5 separate regions of the Mus musculus genome follow, and regions 2, 3, 4 and 5 are each linked to region 1. The links are chromatin loops, found by intact Hi-C in ENCODE. Cell type or tissue: left cerebral cortex. All regions are shown on one strand. Region 1 overlaps Trappc12 (trafficking protein particle complex 12). Region 2 has its middle 38 kb from the start of Gm31508. Region 3 overlaps Gm31508 (predicted gene, 31508). Region 4 holds the start of Trappc12 (trafficking protein particle complex 12). Region 5 overlaps Eipr1 (EARP complex and GARP complex interacting protein 1).

Region 1 (4,000 bases):
CCCACTTCCTAAGCAGAAGCCAGAGATCCCTGTATTTGGTCCCTCCCTCTTTTCTGGCAGAGCTGTTGTAAGGACTCGTAGTTCTGCACCATTTCATCCTTCAAACACATAAGCCACACTTTGAAAGTGTCTCACTTTTCTGTGCTCAATATTGAGGCAAAATACCTGCATTGAAATGACCCACCAATCAAGTTTACTATGACAGTGAGGGCATATGGATGTCACTGTGACCTATAATGACATGTAGTTACTGCTGCTCTATAGAGGCAGGTGTCCAGAGGCACTGAAGGCGCTGTGGCCTTGGCGTCTGTATCCTGCAGATTGAGCTTTGTCTTCAGTGCTTCAGCTCTGTGCACCTTCCTAGCAGCAGCCTCACACCACTCCTGCCTGCAGCCCCTCCTTGAGGCTAAGTCTCTCTACCACCCACCTAGTATCCACTTCCCACTTTTGGTCCACAGTACAAAAAGGTATGAGAGTTGGGTTCAGTGAGAGGGTTCAAAGGTCAGCTCCTCCTCCAGCCTCTGTAGCGTGCAGCCGAGCAAACACTGTGGCAAGAGCCGTGCCAAGCACTTGTTTCCTCTCAGTTACAGCTCATGGTGACCAGTCCAAGGCTGGCACTGCTCATTTCCTCCTAACCATAAGATTCTGGGAGGTATTTCACTTCTCTACTCTAAACTTTAAGTTTCCTCTAAACTGGGACTACAGCGACTGAGCTTGCTAATTGGGAGGTTATAGAGACAGACGACAAGGAAAATTCCAGTTTGGCAGGGGTAAAAAAAAAAGAAGACTCTCCAGTCTGGTACCTTCAAGTGCAGCTCGTTAAAACTAATTTTATTCAAGGCCTGATGCTCACAAGGAGCCAGACCACACATGCCTTGATTTCCTCTCCTACCACGTTTGCTGCCTGTCACTGCGGCCCCGCCCAAGGCCAGCCGGCCTTATTTCTCATTGTGCCAGCAGGTGCACGTGGATGTGTGTGTGTGTGCATGCACCATGAGGTGTCAGGGGAGAAGGCAGCCTTTGGGCAGTCAGGGTCATGGCTGAGGGGACACGGACACGCCACCCTGTGCGACTTGAGGGCCTGCTCTCAGGCTGACCAGGGTCTAGCCCATGGCCCCTAAGGTCCATCCTGGTCTCCTCCTCCAACCTGGTACGTACCCTTACGTTTTATTTCACCGAGCAGAGGGCAGGCTGTGCCGAGTCACAGTACTGCATCTGATCACAGGCCATCGTGACCTAGGCTCCACCCTGCTCATGATGCTTCTGATGGACAGCTCATGGAGGGCCAGGGTGCATGGCATGGAGGGTCAGTATGCCTCAGGAGTAAGCCCTGCTAGGATCTTAGATTTTTTTGATTGGCATTGCTGCCTTTCAAACTTGCCCTAGGGTCAAGGGTACATGCTACTGAGAATGGCCCAACAGAAAAGAAACAGGCTATAAATATACCCATTATATATAACTTTTTTGAGACTGAGTCTTACGGTATAGCTCTGTACAGCCTGTAACTAACTATAGAGACTCAGTTGGTCTTGAACTCTCAAGAGATCCATCTGTTTCTGTCTCCCATGTTGGTGTTAAAGGTATGTACCACCAGGTTCAGTTTTGATAGGATTTTACAGTTCTCCTAGGAGGCAGGGTGGATCCACAGGTTTGGGACTGATCCGAAAAAGCAGCAGCAGAGAAGGGGTTGTCAGGCAGGTGCTATCGGCATCAGTGTCAGCATGTGTCAACAAGCCTGGGGGCGGTTAGAGGGAGTGTTCAGGGCTGTCACTGACGGCCACCTAGTTGGCTGTTAGTCAATGAAATCACTCATTCTGGGAACCTGGAGGCCAGCTGACAACAGCTTCTTGTAGTGTGTCCGCTCTACTCTTCTGACTACACTGACCTGCCCTTGAATAGAAATACAAACACTCATATGTGGGCAAAAGCATTCTTGCCTGACTTGCACCTAAAAACTGCATTGGCTGAGAGACTGCTAAATTGTATTAATGGCTGTTCTGTTGCCAACAAAGGCTTTATGTAGTGTTTTCCAAGCAAAGAGGAGGCACCCTGTGTGTGGCAGGCTCTTCCCCACAAAAGAGAAGCCACAATAGTCAATGCTGTGTGGGAGGTATAAGGACGTGAAGCTGAAAACTGTCCAGGTATCTTATGGCTACTGTGAAACCTCAGGATATCACATTTATGAACGAAGGGCTTTGTCTTGCAAGCGGGTGTTCCTGGAAATATATAGTGGGACTCTCAGAACTAGAACATATGAGCAAATTTCTTATCATTAAAAGGCTGATTAATTAGGTCATTGTTAGCTGGCACACAGGCCCCAGCTATGCAGCCCAGCTACTGTGGCAATACTTGTCGTGTCCACTAGATGGCAGCAGACTGCATGTGCTCACATCCACTTTCCTTACAGCATTTCTTTAACTCATGAAAATCAAGATTAAATCAAACTTTTAATTTAAATTACATCCATGGAGAAAGTATTTTTGAGACATGATAATCCGTCCCGTTCAGAACCTTGGGTGACAGGATGTCACAGGCAGACGTTTGGTGCCTGTGCCTACATTGCTGGCGGTGTCACTACTGCAGTAAAACAAAGGAAAGCGTTTTTTGTTACACTATTTTCTAACAGAGTCTCTCAGAAAGGCAAGCTGAGTGCACTGCAGCTGAGCAGCGACTTCCTCCCTGAGCATCTTCAGCCTGTGGCTGGGCACCACCAGTGCTGCAAGCCTAAGAAGGCAACCAAGGCTCAGAGACTTCAGGAGACTGGAGGCTCCCGGTGCCTTCTCAGGCTGCTACAGGCCACAGCAGTGAGGAGAGGCAGGCCTCACAGGGGGCGGTGGGACAGAAGGAAGCAGGCCCCTCCTTGGCTGAGGGCTGCAGCCCATGGGGAGGTGGGGGAGGCTCTGCAATGATGTCACCAGGGAGGTGGATGTGGGAAGATACCAGGAACAAAGTGGCCCTGTGGCAACAGACCATGTGCAAATATCTCACACAGAACTTCTAAAAGCTGTAATGTGTTCAAGAGTCGGAAAGAGCTGTGAGGACAGCTGGAGAGGTTTTAGGAAACCCATTCTTCTGTGTCAAGGTCACCTACTACAAGAGCCTGTCTACACCCAATGTCACACGTCACCTGTCTGCAGAGGTGCAGAGGAAACACACTGTCCTATGGCTGGGCTGTGGTCACAGACTTTCCTGCCAGGTCCAAGGAGCTGGCCACGTGGAGGGCTGCCAGTCGCTCTAAAGCGAGGAGCACGCTCTTCCCCTTGGTAACCTGCCCGCTGGCGGCCGCTCAGTCAGAGCAGGACGACCTTGGCTGAGGATGAGCTGATGAGCCGTCTCACCACAGCTCGGAAGGTGTTAACAGCGCTGCTCTGGGCGTCTGCTGCTGACAGATTCCGTGGCGGCTTCAGTGCCTGCCTGCAGCTGGCAGCAAGGCCGCCAGCTCTGTGGCAGGCCACCCGTGCCCAGGGCGGGAGGCAAGCCAGGCATGGGATGTATTTGAAATGAGAGAGAAGCTGAAAACCCGCTGGCAGGGCCCACGTGGAGAATGGACTGGAAATTCAGTGACTGACAGCCCGGCAGAGCTCCCCGAGTCACACTGGCTCCTCAGGTGCACAGCTCGGGGTGAGGTCCTCACAAGAGGGTCTGGTGGGAAAGACTGCCTTCAGATGTCAAATCCATCAATCATTAAAAAATGACCCTCACAGTAAAACAATCAGAACAAAGGTGAGATTTTCTGGATGGAGTTCAGAGGAAAACGCCCATTTTCGGGCGGAGTGAGCAGTTTTAATTAGACTGTTTAGACCTAGGCCCGTGCAATTAAATTCAGCAATATAAACTGTTTTCTGTGGAAATTTTACAACGACAAGTTAGGCCCCCAAGTGTGAGTGAACTCTACTGAGCAATCTAGGCCACACTGAAGACTGCTGAGGCCCACGGCTCACTTCCTTGTCAGGCCTATTGGAACACGCAGCACTTCCTTGCAGCCTCTAGCTGACACTGT
Region 2 (4,000 bases), 170 kb after region 1:
CCATATCCTTTGATAGGTCAGAGAAGAAGGGTCGCCATCCTTAATCTGACACTTCCCATGGCCCGTGTGGCTGCTGCCACAGTTATATGGGGAAGTTGGAAACCCTTCTCTCTACCCACTACGGCAGAGCCCTGCCTTCTATTGAGTGGTCTAGGACCTTCTGCGGCTCATGGCACCAGGGTCCCGTCATACCAGACCTCCCCTAGTCCTGCCCTAACCCCGTGTACAGAAAGCAACTGAAAGAGAAAACTGCTTTATACTCTGAATCCCACTACAGGCTGGATGAAGGCTGGGAAAATCAAGGAACAAACAAGAGCAGGGCAGGGGTGAAGTGTGGCAGTTGGGTATCTGTTTGGTCAGCTGCTAGGTCCATGAAGGCCTGACCTTGGCCATCTTTCTTCATCTAGTTTCATAAAGTATAAAATGTCTTCTTCAATGATTGACATTTTGAGGATCTCCAACTCTGTGGTTCCCATCTGGAGCAGAGAGGATACTGTTGGGTGAGGGTCTGATACTCAGTAGGTACCAAGGGACCCTGAGGCCTCTCCAGGGCATACAGACCCCTTCATCCACATCTGAGCCCCCCCGCCAAAGCCTTCCCAACACAGACACAAACACACACACCACACCAGCTTCCCTGGTCTCCTCACTATCACAGACAGATCTACAAGAGTGCCTCTGAATTCTGTCCCCAAGACCAGTGTCTCCTTGTCGGGAAAGCCTTTCCCCCACACAGCCCTGCCCAGAGCTTCTGATGTCCCATGCTGGGAAAGGGAGAGGAAGACAAGCCATGTACCGTATCTGTCATCTCTGGGACCAGAGCTTCTGCAGGTCAGGGCAGTAGCCATCCATCACAGAAAAGGGAGTGGTCAGGAAGAACCAAGAAGAGTCAGTCAATGGAGGGAGTCTTCTGGGCCAGGGCGTAAGAGAGGAAAGTAGGGCCAGCATGAATGAATCTGAACAAGACCTGGTGTGTGGGATTTTAGGCTGGCTCATCGGGTCTCTGCTGGGAGAGGGGTGGGCATGCCGCTTCTCAGGGCAGCAATATGGGTTCCATAACCCTTAGGTTTGGGTGTCTTTATCTACGTAAGAGGTTCATCTGTCAACCATGATGGCATTGCACTTAAGGGTTTCAGATGGAAGCTGGCATGAGGGCCTATGCTGAAGCTGCTGTGTACACCTTGCTCACAGATGCCCTCAGAGGCCTGAGCCTACCAGACTGAGGGACACTGGGCTCTGCTAGACTAAGTAAGAACAATGTGGATGCCTTTAGTGAGGCAGGCCTCAGTGGTACCTGATGGACTGTTGCTGAGGCTACTGAGGCTGGGAGGCAAACAGCAGGTTTGTGTCAACAGAGCCCTGAGGAGGGGGATTGGAGGTGGGGGAGGAGTATGAGAGTGGGACTGGGAGGAGAGGACAGAGTGGAAGCTGTGGTCAGGATGTAAAGTGAGTAAATAATGGATAAAAGAAGTTTAGGGTGGAGGAGAGGAGCGTGATTTGAAAGGTCAGCCAGACTCATTTGGCCAATACTGCATCATCCTTCATACACACAGGCAACAGGGTGGGAGGCACCTGGGAGCTGAGATACACACCCAGGCAGGGCCCTGTACCAGTGTGGACTTAAGATGGGCCACAGGAGCAACTGGGAAGCTTGGGTGTTCTGCTCTGGGTCAGGTTGCTAAAAGTTATCTTAAAGCACATTCAGATGTCGCCTGGACTAAGGGATATTGCTAGCAGCGTGGTGCCCGGCTTATAGGGTGCACAGGCAGAGGTACAGAGCTGGGTAGGAGAGTGGAGGAATAGTGAATCATTATCTGTGGTGTGCTTGCTGGTGGCACTGGTGGGGAAGGGGCAAGCCATCCCCTTCAGGGAAGTTTGAGAGGCTTATAAGATGCACAGGTGGGCTCCCTCTCCTAGGGATGTTTGAATAGTTGATGCCAGAGGCCCCCAGCCCTTCCTCAGTATATAGAAGTTGATGAGCTTCCCCAAGAGGAATGAACATCATCCTGGAGGAAGAGCAGATCCCGAATCTGTTTCTCAAAGAGCCTTCTCACTCAGTCCCCGAGGAAGTGCAGAGTGTGTAGGTGGGCGGCAATTTGCTGGTCTGGAGCCTGCCGCTCAGATAAGCTCAGAGATGCGTAGGAGGCGTCTCCTTGCTTGTGAAATGAAATCACAGTCCCCGTTCTGTTCACTTGGGTGTTTGCCTCCGCCGAAGGAGACAACAGCCTGTGACAGGCACACACGTGGCCAGGATGCACTTTGGCTCTTGGGTGACAACTGTGGGCGTGCCAGGCATGGTGAAACAGTCTGAGTGAGCTCCTTGACCATATAGCACCACGCTGCCTGCCCATCAGAGCCAACTACATGGCCAGCCTCAGTGCCCCCATAGGCAGGGCTGTCAGGATAGGCCTGCACTGATCTCCTAGACCTTAAGCATCTGATTCTGATTGTTGGCTTTTGTTGCAAAGAAAGCATCATGAGGTTACCATGGAAGGACATCCGTGTCTTAGTTCTCTCCTGAGCAGAGCCAGTCCTACAGCTCCAGCAGCAGCTCAGCAGAGGAGGCAGCACCCTGCCTCTATCCAGGTCACCAGCTCACACAGATTAACCACAGGCCATGCCATGCAGACCTGTGCCGCAGCTCATGGATCACTGTTGGAGTGCCTGTCGCCAAGCTGTGATTTAAAACCAGGTGTGGTCATAATTCTTAGTTCCTCCCGCTCATGCCTGGCAGTTCCTTGGTGCAGTGCCTCATCGCCTGCTGAGGAATGGCTTTTGTGGGGGCATTGCCCTTCGACACAAATGCCACGGAGGCCCACATTGGTCAGGGTTCCCCAAGGTCAGTGCAGACCACCCTCTGGTCCTGTGTAGTGCTGTGCAAAATAGCTGTGTGTGACCGAGCACGCATTTGTCAGGACACCCACCAACCCCCACCATGGTCTCAGAATTTAAGGGGCTGTACTTGCTGGGCTGGCTTGGTCGCTGCTTCGATGCAGAAAATAACTGAGCTACTCTTGAGGTCTGCAGCTATCAATAATTGTTAAAAGCCTTCCAGACCAATTACACAGAGAGCTGGAGCTACGAGCACTTGGGCAAATCACCCCACCTGCAGCTCACCTCTCTCATCTCTTCTTGCTGTGTGACAGTTGCACCTAGTGATCCATGCCCAGCTGTCATGGTAAGTGATGCTGTGGCACATGAGCTCACCCTTGGTGCTCTGCACTCCTGAGGTACCAGCAAGCACACAATGCCAGTCACTCAGCACTGTCCCAGTGCTGGTCAGGACAGCTGCATGGCCTTGAGGTACCCAGGTTATACTGTTGCCTTCAGCCCGTCTGACTGTGGAGTCCCCACTGCGTTCACCTGAATGGTCATTTCCTGATTCCTGTTGGTCTCAGGGTGTTCTCGGCAGCAGTCTTCTAGCCTTTACTGGTGAAGCTCCAGGGGTTTGAGGTCAGCTAAGGCACAGCAGCAGCAGCCAGCCTGCTCGACCCTAAGGCTCAGTGCTTTTCCATGTCTTGGCTGCTGGCCTTTCGGGGACTCAAGGGGCATAGGAGCAGGTTCTGAGTGGGGTGGATACTGCAGCATATGCATCAGGTATACTAGAGTAGATACGGGAGTATAGGTATTAGGGTAGCTGTTGGGGGGATGCACTGGGGTACATTAGGGTAGATTCTGGGGTAGATATTTAGGCAGGTACTGCGTATGGATAATAAAGTAGGTACTGAGATAGGTGTTGGGATATACTGCTTGCATTTTGTAGGGGCAGCAGCATGTGGGCAGTGCATCCTGGAGGCAAACCTGGCACTCTTAACAGGGAACTTCCTTTTTTGCTGTATTTTTGTAAAAAGCTGGAGCAGAGTAGGTACTGGGGTATAGATATTAGGGTGAGTACTAGTGTAAGTATTCAGGCAGTTACTAACATAGATAATAAAGTAGGTTCTGGGGTGGGTACTGAGGTATATTAGGGTAGGTACTGGGGTATAGATATTAGGGTGAG
Region 3 (4,000 bases), 280 kb after region 1:
GGATTAGATTCAAGAAAAGCATGGGGAAATTTATATTTTTAAAAAATGTGTTTAGTTGAAATAGAATTATACAGCTTCCCCTTTTCTTTTCCTCCCTCAAGTCTCTTCTAGATATCCTCCTCAAATCCCTCCCATGCCCTCCCACTCTCAAGATGATCGCCTCTTTCTCTCTGGTTATATTGTGTGTGTGTGTGTGTGTGTGTGTGTGTGTGTGTGTGTGTGTGCATATATACATCTGTGTACACACACACACGCACATTGATGCTTGTATGTATATGGTTTCAAGGCTGATCACTCTGTATTGAACAACCAATAAAAGCACTCATTGCTGGAAAGGCTAATTTTCATCCCAGCTGTCAAGAATTGCCCAATTGCCTACAGTTCTTTGCCTAGGGGTGGAACCCTGTGAAATTTTCTTCCTTTTACACTGATATGTCCATTAATACTGCTACTGATCCAGTCTTGTTTATATGGGTTTCTCCTCCTCCCTCTCCTCCTCTTCCTTCTCTTCCTCTCCTTTCCTCCTTTTCTCCTCCTCTGACCCACTGAATCCAGTGTGTGCTCCCTATATTCACATAGGTTTGAGGTCACCCACTGGAGAGTTGTGGACCTACCAGAAGATACACCCTTAAGGAAAACTGAGTCTGCCTTCCCAAGGAGCCATTAACTGCCAATAGCTCCATAGCTACAGGTGGGAGGTTGTGAGCTTGCAGACTGGCTTGTTCTTGTACAGGTCTTGTGCGGACAGCCACATGTGCTGTGAGTTCATGAGTCCTGTGGTATTTTTATGTCCAAAAAATACTGTTTCACCAGAGTCCTTTTTGATCTCTGGTTTTTAAGGTCTTTCTACTCCCTCTTCCTCCACAGTCCCTAAGTCTTAATTTGGTTTTGTTAATGTGTCTCCTATCTTTCTTTTAAATTTTGTTATGAAAAAATTTAAAATTTAAATGTACTTGAAGAGGCACAGACACCACAATTAACCAATCTAATCATTATCCTTACCTACAATTATCAATATGTTATCAGATTCTCCTATCTGCTTACCACTGTCAATAACGGACACCTGTTTCACCTGTAGATGCTTTTGTCTGTGTCTTTAAAACTAAAAGGTTTAAATGTGACTATGCTTCCATACCTAACAAGATTCATAGTGTATTGGCATTCTATCTACTCAGCTCTCATCTATCTATCTATCTATCTATCTATCTATCTATCTATCTATCCATCCATCTATCCTTTCCTTGGCTGTCCTTGGAGATTCCTGGAGATCATTCCACATGGGAGAGAACACACACTTGGCATGCTAGTGAGAGCTCATGAGAAGCAGGGTCCCAAGCCTGATGCCCATGAGCTGGCATTACTGTGCTGTGCTCACAAGGACTTCATTTAGATATGTTTATGGATTCTGGGTCCTTAAGTCATTATAGTGAGATAAAGTGCCTCTTGCCTGAAAGCAGAGAGGGCAAAGCAGGTGTTAAAATCTTTTCTAAGTTTGGGTATGGTGGTTCATGTCTATAATTCTAGCACTAGTAGGGCAAAGGCAGAGAGAGTGTGTTCAGAGCCTGCAGCCAGTCTGGGCTACATAGTGAGTTCCAACCCAGACTGGGCTGCAGAAAGATACCCTGTCTTGAAAACATTTCCAGCAATGGGGTCAATGGTTCTTTGACAAATAAAAGTCCTGAAGCCACAGCTTTTCAGCTCTGTGTGCACCTGTTTGCCTTGAGCTTGCCACTGTCAGCCAACATTTGAATTAGAGGCCTCAGCCTTCCATGTAAAGGCTCCATTTCAGTTTGAGGACTTTTGAGCAAGGCTCAGGGCCATCCTTTGTAATGTGTGCCAGTGTTTCCCAGCTCGAACTGAAGCATTACCATGGCAACAGAGAGCATGTGAAACCGACAGGTTCCAGAATGAACTGTTTGAGGCACACCAACGCAGAGCGCCGAGGGAGAGCTTTATTTTCTACATGATGGCACATCTGCTGTTAAGGAATGTTAACTCGGTATTTCTTTCTTCTCAAAAAGCATTGCTGGTGCAGGGCAGGGAGATGACCTGGAAGATGAGAAGAAAAAAGAAAACTACTCCAGTTCTTGGTGGGGTGTCCTGGCTGGACCTTGGTGGGTCCTGTCTGAGCTGGTGGCTCTGTGGCTCCCCCTGCAGGCAAGCCACTGTGCCCTTCTCTGATGGTGTTTGTAGAGTCTCTGTCCTGAGCTCTCTGTGGACAGGAGAGGAGACAGGAGGTGGGGTGGGTGGACAAAGGATAACATAGACTGGAATGCGGTGGCATAAGGGCTGTGCCACTGAGAACAGGAAGTACAATGGTCTGCCAGAGGCTGGGAGCAGCTCTTTACTGGAGATGAGAGCTGTGCTCAGGCTCAGGCAGAATTAAGGTGCAGGTGGGTGGGTGGGGGAGGGTGCAGTGAAGGGTGCAGAAGGTAAAGGGTAGGTGGAGGTGGGGAGGGTAGAGAGGTGGTGGAGGGGGCTGGGTTGGAGGTGGGTGGTGTGACTTGTAGGTCATGGTACAAGTGGGATAGAGAGTGTATGGAGATGTGTGAATGCACTGGTGAGGTGAAACCAGACGGGCTGAGGGAGGAGGTGAGTTGGGGTGGAACTGCGGTTAAACACATCAGGAATGCTTCAGCAAGCCAAAAAGCTTTTGCGCACAATGTATAGTGTGACTGGCTTTGCTGTCCAACACAGCACTGTGCACAGGCATGCTTGCTGTACAATACACAGCACCATGCACAGTCACTGTGTCCTCTACCATACAGTGTGGCAGGCTGTGCTGTACAATACACAGCACCAGGGGCAGGCAATGTCTCATTCACCATGCACTAGAGCTTGGCTACGGAGCGTGACTAGAGTGTTTCTAAGATGGAGAAACAGAATCAAATTCTTCAGGGTAGAAGCAGTAATTATATTGATGTTCATACATGCACGCGCATGCGCGCGCATACACACACACACACACACACGTACAACAGACTGAGGTTTCAGAGATACAGTACTAGACACCTTTGGGGTGGGCCCCTTGGTGCCTATGTGCACCATTGAGTTTAGAGTCCTGGGTCAAGGGCAGAGGCCCTGCTGCAGCATGACTGTCTATGAGAGGGCTCTAGCCAGCCAAGAACTTCTGTGTCTGACTGTCCTTGCTGCCTGTCTGTCCTGGTTCCTGTTCTCTCCTTGGTTTTATGGTGAGGGAGGTGTGTCTGCCTCCCTCTCTGAGTAAGTAAGGGCTTACTCTGCAGGGAGGTCCGACTCAGAGAACAGGGCAATGATGCCTCTTCCTGTGTAGGAAGTGGAACGGACCCAGACCCAGGCCAGCCCTTCCTCAGGCAGTTCCTCCTGTTTCTACCCACCTGCTACTAGGCATCTGTCCTTTGTTTCTTTGCCTCCTCTCTTTTCAAACAATGGTTTCTGTCTTGACCCCTCTCCTTCCTTTACCTATCAGCATCTTTTCTGCTTGCCTTCTCTTTCCTCTCTCTTCTGCACTCCATTAATCCTCCCTCCACACCCCACACAGCTTCAGGCTACACTTGGAGCGCATCTCTTTGAGGCCTTTTGCTGACATGTGCCACCCTGGTCATGCTATAGCCTCGGTTTCAGTTAAGATGTCACCAGCGCTCAGCCATTAACTGAGAAATTCAGGTGCTGAAATGGGTCCCTGTAGTAGGGACTGGTGCTTGCCAGGTAAGTATAAAATCTTGGGTTTGCTCTCTAGCCCCGTGTAAACAAGACATGGTGGCGCGAGCCTGGAAGAGGAGCAGAGAGAATCATATGTTCAAGGCCATTCTCCAGCTGCATAGTAAGTTGGAGGCCAGTTTAAGATCCATGAAAGCCCCTTTCAAGAAAGGAAAAAGAAATGAAGGCCTTTGCAGTATCGGAGTAGCCAATAGTCCATGCCATCCTGCTGTGTGTAGGTAACAAAGACAGTCATGTGTACGGATGTCCTGTCCTGGGCTCTAGGATCTGCTCTCTCGGCAAGAGCACCCATGCCCAGAAG
Region 4 (4,000 bases), 51 kb after region 1:
AATAGCAACACATCTTGAGCGTGAAAAGAAGCGCTTGTGAACAGCTAGAAGGTAACCATTGGCACCAGTGTGAAGCTCATCCGTGGACACTGCTCTGCTCTGCCCAGACCCTCCACTCAGGAATCCAGTATGAAGCCGCTTCCCCAGCAGACTCTGAGGCATGCTGGGAGCACTGACCTGATGATGCCTTTTGGCCCCTCTTTCTGTCAGGCTACGGTAGTCTTCTCTGTTGGCTATTGTAAGCCCTGACTGCATGAGGTGTTGCTGTCTACCGGCTGCCCCAGCCTGCTCTGTGCTATTTGCCCTCTTTGCTTCCTGAGCGCCAAGTCCTCTGAACTGGAACGCACAGCCACCACAGTCCATTCCTCACGGCAGGACACCCATGCCGCAGCACCAATGGGCTTTCCTTCCCTTGGACAGGTGAGTAACAACACAGCACTGCAGGCGTGCGCCAGTTAGCGCATCCATTTACTTGTCAAATGGATGCTTGGGTTCCTTCTAGCCTCGAGCAATCGTGCACAGTGCTTCTGTGAACAGGATGTGTGTCTGTGTGTGTGCGTCTTTGAGACTCTAATTTCAATTCTTTGGTACAGCAAATTCCTATTTCAATGCCCAGAAATCAATGTGCTAGATCATGGCCATCAAATTTTTCTTTTGAGACTGGGTCTTATGTACCCAAAGCCACAGTAAACTTAACTGTTGCTATGTATCAAGGACCACTTTGATCTCTCTCTCTCTCTCTCTTCCCCCCCGCCCCCCGACAGGGTTTCTCTGTATAGCCTGTCCTGGAACTCTCTCTGTAGATCAGGCTGGCCTTGAACTCAGAAAACTGCTTGCCTTTGACTCCCAATTGCTGGGATTAAAGGCATGCACCAACACTGCCCGACCACTTATTTGTTTTTAAAGAGAGAGTTTCTCCAAGTAGCCCTGGCTGTCCTGGAACTCACTCTGTAGATCAGGCTACCCTCGAACTCAGAGATCAGTCTGCCTGTGCCTCCTGAGCGCTCAGAGAAAAGGACCACCACTGCCAAGAGCAATCACAGACCTGCAGTTCCTTCCTGCAACAGCATACACACACTCCGATTTCACCACACACTGGCTGGCTGATACTTTTTTTTTTTTAACATTTATTTAGCTTTTTAATATGTGTGAGAGTTTGTTTTTATAAATCAAGGTCGTAGGTAACCTAAGCTGGCCTTAAATTTGTTATATAGCCTAAGACGACTTTGAACTCCTGAACATCCTGCCTCTACTTCTCAAATGATACAGGCTCAGCACCAACACCTCGTCTTACTGTATTTATTCATTTGTCTATTTATGGTCAGAAGACAATCATGTGGAAGAACAACTCTTCTTCCATCGTGTGGGTCCTGTGGATGCAGCTCAGATTATCAGGAATGGTGACAGACACTGAGCCATCCTGTCAACCCTTGTTTTAGTTTTTAGACTCTATTCATTCTTTCTTTCTTTTGAGGGGGTTGGGGTGTCTCCCTATTTAGCCCAGACTGACCTCAAACTTAAAATATTCCACATCACAATCTCCCGAATGCTTACAGGAAGGAATCACTTTTCCCACACAACACTACTCATTCGTCAGTGGTCAGGTTATGTCTATGGCACCCCATCCTCTATCTCTTAACCCCGACTCTGGCTTACTGCAGTGCTTCATTTATTGTGGGGCTATGACACACCGAGGTCGACAGGAGCAAAAGTTGGGGCAAACCAAAAACATAGCTCGAACACTGGTGATGTAACACGGGCACCTTCTAAGCATGCTAACGAACCCGCACTTTATACACATAAAACCGAGGTCAGGAGGGTGTGTACCTTGTCCAAAACCACAGGGAGCACACAGAATTGGCTAAAGCCCGAAGGAGCCAGCCCCTCGTGGGGCTACTCTGCGTGGCCGAGAGCGGTTGATTACGCGAGGACGCCGCCCTCTGTGGGAAGGTCAAGGGTACCGGCGACCCTCCTCACTGCGACCCGCTCCTCACCTGCCACCCGCCCCTGAGGTCGGGTCACCCACAGGCGAAAAGGGTCCGAAGAGATGACGGAAGACCGGAAGTAAACTCAAGATCCAAGGTCCCGCGCGTTTGTGCGTCTGCGTGTGCTGGCCGCGGAGACCCGACTTCCGCACATGCTCAGTTTGGGAGCCGCTAAGCTCTCCACTGGAAGCCGGGCGCATATCCGGCTCAAGAGCTGTGGGCGGGGCCTAAGGCCAAACTGGGTAGGGGACAAGGATGGTCCTGGAGATTGAAGAAAATCGTCTGTCCTTGGGCCTGTCACCAACCAAGGATGTTTTTTCCTAGGATTTTATCTTTGTGCTAGTTGATTCTCCACGTTTCCCCCCTTGTGTCTGTGGCAGTGTGTGCTAACATCCGTAAAGTTGCGGGGAGGAATTAAGGAGTCAAGAGTCAGCCTTGCTTGCTGAACTCATGGTTGGTTGAGAATCGTCCTCAAGTCAAGAACCTTGCTTTCTTGATTTTCTGTGTCACATTTCTATGACAACGTAAAAACACAGCTCTCATCTCAAAGGGAAGAAGAATTTATTCTGTGAGTGACTATAGCTTGGGAACATAGATTCAGGTCACCGTAGATTCTGCCCTACATGATAACAATTTGATGAAGTTTTACAGTAACAACCAAAAATACCTACTTCTTAAGCACACTTCGGAAGCAGTGGGTAGGTGGGTAGGTCTCAGGTGCTATCTCATGACTTTCATAGCTTTGGGATCGGTGGAAGCTAGTTGCCAGAGGTTTTATCAGAAAGTCAAGGTAAGACAAAGGTGGGCAATGGATGACTACTAAGGGGGCTAATGGTAGCATCACAGAAACTGCTGTCATGAAGGTCAGTCAAGAGATAATGGCAAAGTCAAAACACAGAAGAAACGCGTGTGGAGATCCAGAACTTCATAGAACCAAGACAGTTCATTTCCTATGGTGCATTCTTGCAGTATTTTCCATGCCAGGTCCTAGAGCCTTCTGTCTCTGAGAGCTCTGGACAGTTTAGATCGTGGGCTTAGTTGTGTCTCTGTGCAGGACTGGGTGGTTACGTGAAGTGCACACCGCTCGCTGTATGTCACTGCCCACTTACACCATCACCACAGTCTTGACTCAAGCTTGCAGCATCTTATCTTTAAATGGACATCTAAGAGCCTGCTTCTGAGGCTGGATCGAAGGTCCTGGCAGTGGGTTGGGCAGTGCTCTGGTGCTCAGGACCACGGTTTAGGAGTAAAGCTCTGCCAACCATAATGCCAAGTTAACTGTTCTCTTTAGGGCTCAGATCTTTGGAACTTGAGGGAGCAGCGCAGGATAAGAGCGCCGCCCTGATGGACGTCCATTCCCGCTGCTTTTGCTCCGGGCCCGGCCTTCCAACCCAGGATCTCCTGTAGCTGCTGGGTCTCATGAAAGGCCAAATGAGCATGCGCAGAATAAAGGCCCAGCTGCCATTGGCCACCGGGGAGGAGCGTATTGATGACGCGACGAAGAAAACAGGAAGTGAGCCGTCAGGGAGCCGGTCTGGGTCTCGTAGTCCATTTTTCAGGCGGGGAATGAATGGGTTCTGAGCGATCCCTGGTGAGGGGGGACTCGAGCTCTGAGGCGTGAGTAGCTGGGTAGGCAGAGTATCATGGAAGACGACGCCCCGGTGATTTACGGGCTGGAATTCCAGGTGAGCATGGCGGAGTCGGTGAGGTGCCGCCTGTGCCTGGCCCTCACCAGAGAGCGCCCACACTCAGTCTGGTTCCAAGGATTCTGGGCTTCAAGGCCCGGATTTGGGGAGAGGGTACGCGCAGGGAGTGTGGCCAAGTGAGGGCCAGGGCTGGCATAGACAGCAGAGGGTGAGCACTCGGCCTCGCAGGTGACTTGATTACACTCGCACTTCTGGGGTCTTGAGTAGCAATTATTGACCATTGAGTTGTGTGTTGGATACTGCTCAGTACAAGAGCATTAAAGAGGGACTTCGTGGGGAGGGGAGTTGCTGGCTGGCTGGTCTGTTATG
Region 5 (4,000 bases), 130 kb after region 1:
CTCTGCTGCCTGAGTACAGAGTCTGCGCATTACAGAGCTCTCTTGCAGAGCTCATGTCACACAGTGATTGTGTTAGCAGATTAAGCAGACCTTGGTATGTGGCCATGGTTGTCATGGGTATATGTGTCTCTAGAGGCACAGCAGCACTAGGGAGCTGGGGCAGGTGAGCTGTCACTTAGAGAGGGTCAGTCCTATCCAGAAGGTTCCCAGCTTACCGGGGATGAGGCACCTGGGGGCAGCTTCCTTGACTTCCAGCATACAAGTACTCTAGTCATACACCACTCCGAGGGGCACTGTAGGAAGCTGGGTATGAAAGTGCTTGCCTGGTTATGTTCTGCCTGTGAACATGCTACAGCGGCTGACCCAGTGCGTGTGGTTGTTGGCTCTCCTGAGTGCTCTTGAGTTTGACCTTGGTATTATCGTTCAAAGTAGCTCACCCTCTCTTTGGTTTCCCAGTGCCATCCTTGCACACTTTTCTCACATTTGCATGTTTTAAGTGTTTTACTTGAAAGTAATTACAGTCCCACTAGCAGTTGTAGGAATGACCTGGGAGCCCTGTGCACCCTTCAGCTGGGTTCCTATGGAAACTGCATGATGGCAGAACACCAGTGACTTCACCATCACCAGAAGTTTCATAAACAACCTGTGCTTATGTGTGGGAGCTCAGGTCCCAGTACCCCAGTATTGTCTCTGCTGCTGCTCGTGCCCTACAGGTCAGAAGTGTGTCTGATCCTCTCACTAAGGGAACAAGTCAGGGACCTCGCTCCTTGAAGCCATGTCAGCAGAACAGCCTGTCCTTGAGCAGTCACACGCCTGCTTTTGTTTGGGTCTCTAGCAAAGAGGAGTTGGATGCAGAGAGGGATGAGTCTTTCTTTTTTTTTTTTTTTTTTTAATATTTATTTATTTGTTATATGTAAATACACTGTAGCTGTCTTCAGACACTCCAGAAGAGGACATCAGATTTTTGTTATGGATGGTTGTTAGCCACCATGTGGTTGCTGGGATTTGAACTCAGGACCTTTGGAAGAGCAGTCGGCACTCTTAACCTCTGAGCCATCTCACCAGCCCCCGAGTCTTTCTTCTAATAGGAAAGGCTTGCAGCCCAGCGTGTGAAAAGATGCAAATAGTCCTGGGCTCTTGTCCCCAATCTTCCTAAGCATGCTCCCTGTAAGTGCTGAGTCTGGTCAGGGGCAAGGCTGTGTCTTTAGCACCACGGACAGCGCTCAGCCCAGTGGCAAGAAATGACTCACCACTGCAGTAGAGCTTCCTGGTCAGTGAGCCAGGGATGTTTCTCCAGTGATCCTGTGGAAAGATCTGCCAGTGTTCTGCAGCCTGGGGCGTGAAGCAGAGTGCACAGGCTTGCTGACTCCTTACAGGACTGTTGGGTTTGTGGCTTCACTACCACAGGAGCAGAAGTAGCTGTCATCACTTGGAATCTGGCTGTTGTCTCAGGTGTTGGGAACACTTCACCTCATCAGAGAAGGCTTCCAGTGTTTTGCCTTCATATGTCTTTGTACCACATGTGTGCTTGGTGCCACCTGGTGGGTAGAAGAGGATCCACTAACACTGGAGCTGCAGATGGCGTGAAGCACCATGTGGATGCTGAGAATAGACTTTGAGTGCTCTTGACCACTGAGCCATCTCTCCAGCCTGAGGATGGTCTTTAAAAAGATCTTCCATTTATGTTTTGTGCAGTTCTCCTTGAGTTCGTGGCTACACTGATACTTACATGATGGTTTACAATGCAGTATGTGTATTAACTCTAGGCCACCATGCTTGAATGCTTCCTAGAACTTCATACATGCCCAGTTGGTATATCCCAGCATGTTTGGGGTTCCTGATAAAGGGGAGGTTTCCGGGAACCCAACTTGTGAGAAGGGAAGGAGGTGATTACCTACCAAGAGTCATATAATGTAGCCGCGTCACCATGGTTCTAATGGCCAATTAGCCACAACAGGGTGATTCTGCCATTCCCTGTCTCCTTCTGGTGATCAGGAGCTCTCCAGCTACTTGTTAGTGAGCATTTTGTCCAACAGATGAAAAGCCAAAACAATAAAAACTTCAGTACATTGTGTTGTGTGTGCTCCCACCAGTAGTGTATGGAACAGTTCTGCAAACTACTCTCTTGGGTGATACAGATATCTTTCATAGAAGTTGCCTTATTAGTCAGAAGCTTTGAAGATGTATGTAAATTGAAGCCCATTGTGATATGTTCACATACCACCCCTAGCTGTCCAGGGTCTGGCTTGTGTAGGTGTCATAGTTTCTTAAGCATGCAGCGCCATGCAGGTATTTATTTCACTGGTAGCATTCTGAATAACTGTGGCGCTGCACAGCCAACTGACCCCTGCTGCCCAAGCCAGCTGCTAGAGAAGAAGACCCCTCCCCTAGGGCTAGAGTAAATATCACACTGAAATGCCAGCCAGGCTGAGCATGCGGGACACCCGGGAGGGCTGGTGTGTACAGCAAGATGGTGATTAGGAAGTAAAGGGCAGGAATGGTGTTGAGAGAGGAGAGGGAGGGGACCCTGAGTATTTGTCAGGAGTAGAAGACCTGGCCCGGTGTCTCTTTCCTTTCTGAGTTTGGTTTATATTAGGAAACAGAGGATGCTGCCAAACGGTGAAAGGAGAAAGTTGATGGTTGTCCAAAATCCTGTAAAGCTGCTTAAGGGAGGGTTTCAGAAGTTTGTGCTCTGACTGCCCCAAGACAGCAGAGATCTGCCGGTGATCACCGCAGGTCATCGTTAGATCAGCCACGACTGTAGAAGAGTCATCTCGGTGTTGCTGTAGTCCCTAAGCAGATACTCAGAAGCTGATTCCTGACTATTGCTCAGTACCAAACTTGTCTCTTAGATTGCTGCTTAGTTTGCTGAGGAAACGGACAGTTCTATGATGTCAAAGAATACTATAAATGTCCTTTGGTATTTTCTCAGAAACACTGTAAAAGGGGCTCTGTGTCATTATCCTTTGCCCATATGAGTATTAGAAAAGTTAAGTATTAATATGCAATCACAGACAGAATTTCCTGGAAAGAATCAAATACAGAAATCTGAAAATACAGTGTAGAAAGTATAGGTCATTATTTATAGCAAAGAGAAATTTATATTCTCCTCAAAATTTAGTTCATGTTTTCTGTAAAAAAATGTTTCAAGAGTGTGTTTTTGTTGGTCCTTTTCTGAACCAAGTGTCAATCAGAACACGGAAAGAAACAGAGAGTGCACAGTTGTGTCCTGTGGAAAGGAAGGAAGCTAGTCAATTCTGGCTGCTACCACCAAGTGCTGCAGACTGGGCAGCTTTTAATGGCAGAATTTCATTCCCATCAGACTCAATGTCAAAAAATCCAAGCATGTGTTCCCTGCAGACCTGGGGTCTGATGAAGTAAGTCCCTCTGCCCCGCTCACTGATGGCTCCTGTCACTGTGTTTTCCTGTATACACAGGAAGTTGAGCTCCCAGGGCCTGGTTGCTTTTGATGAGGCCATCAGTGGTATTGAAGGTCTGTTATTGAAGCTTGAGGTCCAATAACAATTTTAAATCTAAAGGTATGGTGATCCTATGTGTTAGGATGTTTCTCTATGGCTGCCACTCCTAAGGAGGTGAGAGATGAGAAGACAAAGAAGGACTTGCCTGGATGATCAGAAGGGCTTCTGATCCTCCTATATTAGCTTGTTCTTTATTTCAAAGTTTGCTGTAATTTAAAGGCTACCTTTGAGTTTGGTGAGACCTAGGAACAAGAGTCTTTGGAGTTATGTAATGTGTTCTTGGAAGTTAGGGGAGCATCACTTGGGCTCGGAGTGCTCTTCCTGACTCTTGGCTGGACTCCTATGCGGAGAGTGTAGAGGAGGCTGCTCTAAGTCTGAGCCACGTTAGGCCGCTGTGGATTTTGAATTCCCCACGATAATTAAGATGACCTGAGCCAGCTCTGCTTGTTCAGCTCTAAGACAGGAACAGGCTCTAGCATAGAGCTCTGTATGCCCTGTCCATCCTTCAACCCTGTCCCACC

What was found. Hi-C counts contacts between places; a loop is a spot of excess contacts. Peaks named below come from ENCODE experiments on the same cell type or tissue, not always from the same donor. Only the 100,000 strongest peaks of a DNase experiment are listed, where the experiment ranks them.
Region 2: it touches region 1 in a loop (5-fold over the local background); 2 of 42 quality-filtered maps call a loop at or near these places.
Region 3: a loop joins it to region 1, with 2.6 times the contacts of the local background. A loop is called at or near these places in 4 of 42 quality-filtered maps.
Region 4: a loop joins it to region 1, with 2.2 times the contacts of the local background. A loop is called at or near these places in 6 of 42 quality-filtered maps.
Region 5: a loop joins it to region 1, with 2.1 times the contacts of the local background. A loop is called at or near these places in 13 of 42 quality-filtered maps.

What each region holds. Positions count from the first base shown.
Region 1 is chr12:28,697,495-28,701,494 of GRCm38, forward strand. The region is part of intron 8 of Trappc12 (trafficking protein particle complex 12); the gene reads right to left. Among named protein-coding and RNA genes, the nearest start is that of Mir6937, 20 kb to the left of the region's middle. In left cerebral cortex, a CTCF peak has its summit at 2,352 (motif pointing right); DNase peaks (open chromatin) are centred at 892, 2,366, 2,679, 2,872 and 1 more place; H3K27ac peaks cover 3,741 bases.
Region 2 is chr12:28,870,332-28,874,331 of GRCm38, forward strand. No RefSeq gene overlaps it. Among named protein-coding and RNA genes, the nearest start is that of Gm31508, 38 kb to the right of the region's middle. In left cerebral cortex, no CTCF peak of the experiment used is centred here; a DNase peak (open chromatin) is centred at 2,133; H3K27ac peaks cover 2,958 bases.
Region 3 is chr12:28,972,795-28,976,794 of GRCm38, forward strand. The region is part of intron 1 of Gm31508 (predicted gene, 31508); the gene reads left to right. Among named protein-coding and RNA genes, the nearest start is that of Gm31508, 65 kb to the left of the region's middle. In left cerebral cortex, a CTCF peak has its summit at 2,146 (motif pointing left); DNase peaks (open chromatin) are centred at 1,889 and 2,671; H3K27ac peaks cover 2,913 bases.
Region 4 is chr12:28,748,335-28,752,334 of GRCm38, forward strand. It overlaps Trappc12 (trafficking protein particle complex 12), which reads right to left and starts at 2,066. Exons shown (of 12, transcript NM_178811.5): 1 at 1,828-2,066. Eipr1 (EARP complex and GARP complex interacting protein 1) reads left to right here and starts at 3,485. Exons shown (of 9, transcript NM_201357.3): 1 at 3,485-3,670. The coding sequence starts at 3,629. In left cerebral cortex, no CTCF peak of the experiment used is centred here; DNase peaks (open chromatin) are centred at 2,153 and 3,444; H3K4me3 peaks cover 2,730 bases; H3K27ac peaks cover 2,254 bases.
Region 5 is chr12:28,830,007-28,834,006 of GRCm38, forward strand. The region is part of intron 4 of Eipr1 (EARP complex and GARP complex interacting protein 1); the gene reads left to right. Among named protein-coding and RNA genes, the nearest start is that of Gm46345, 65 kb to the left of the region's middle. In left cerebral cortex, a CTCF peak has its summit at 1,544 (motif pointing left); a DNase peak (open chromatin) is centred at 1,528; H3K27ac peaks cover 246 bases.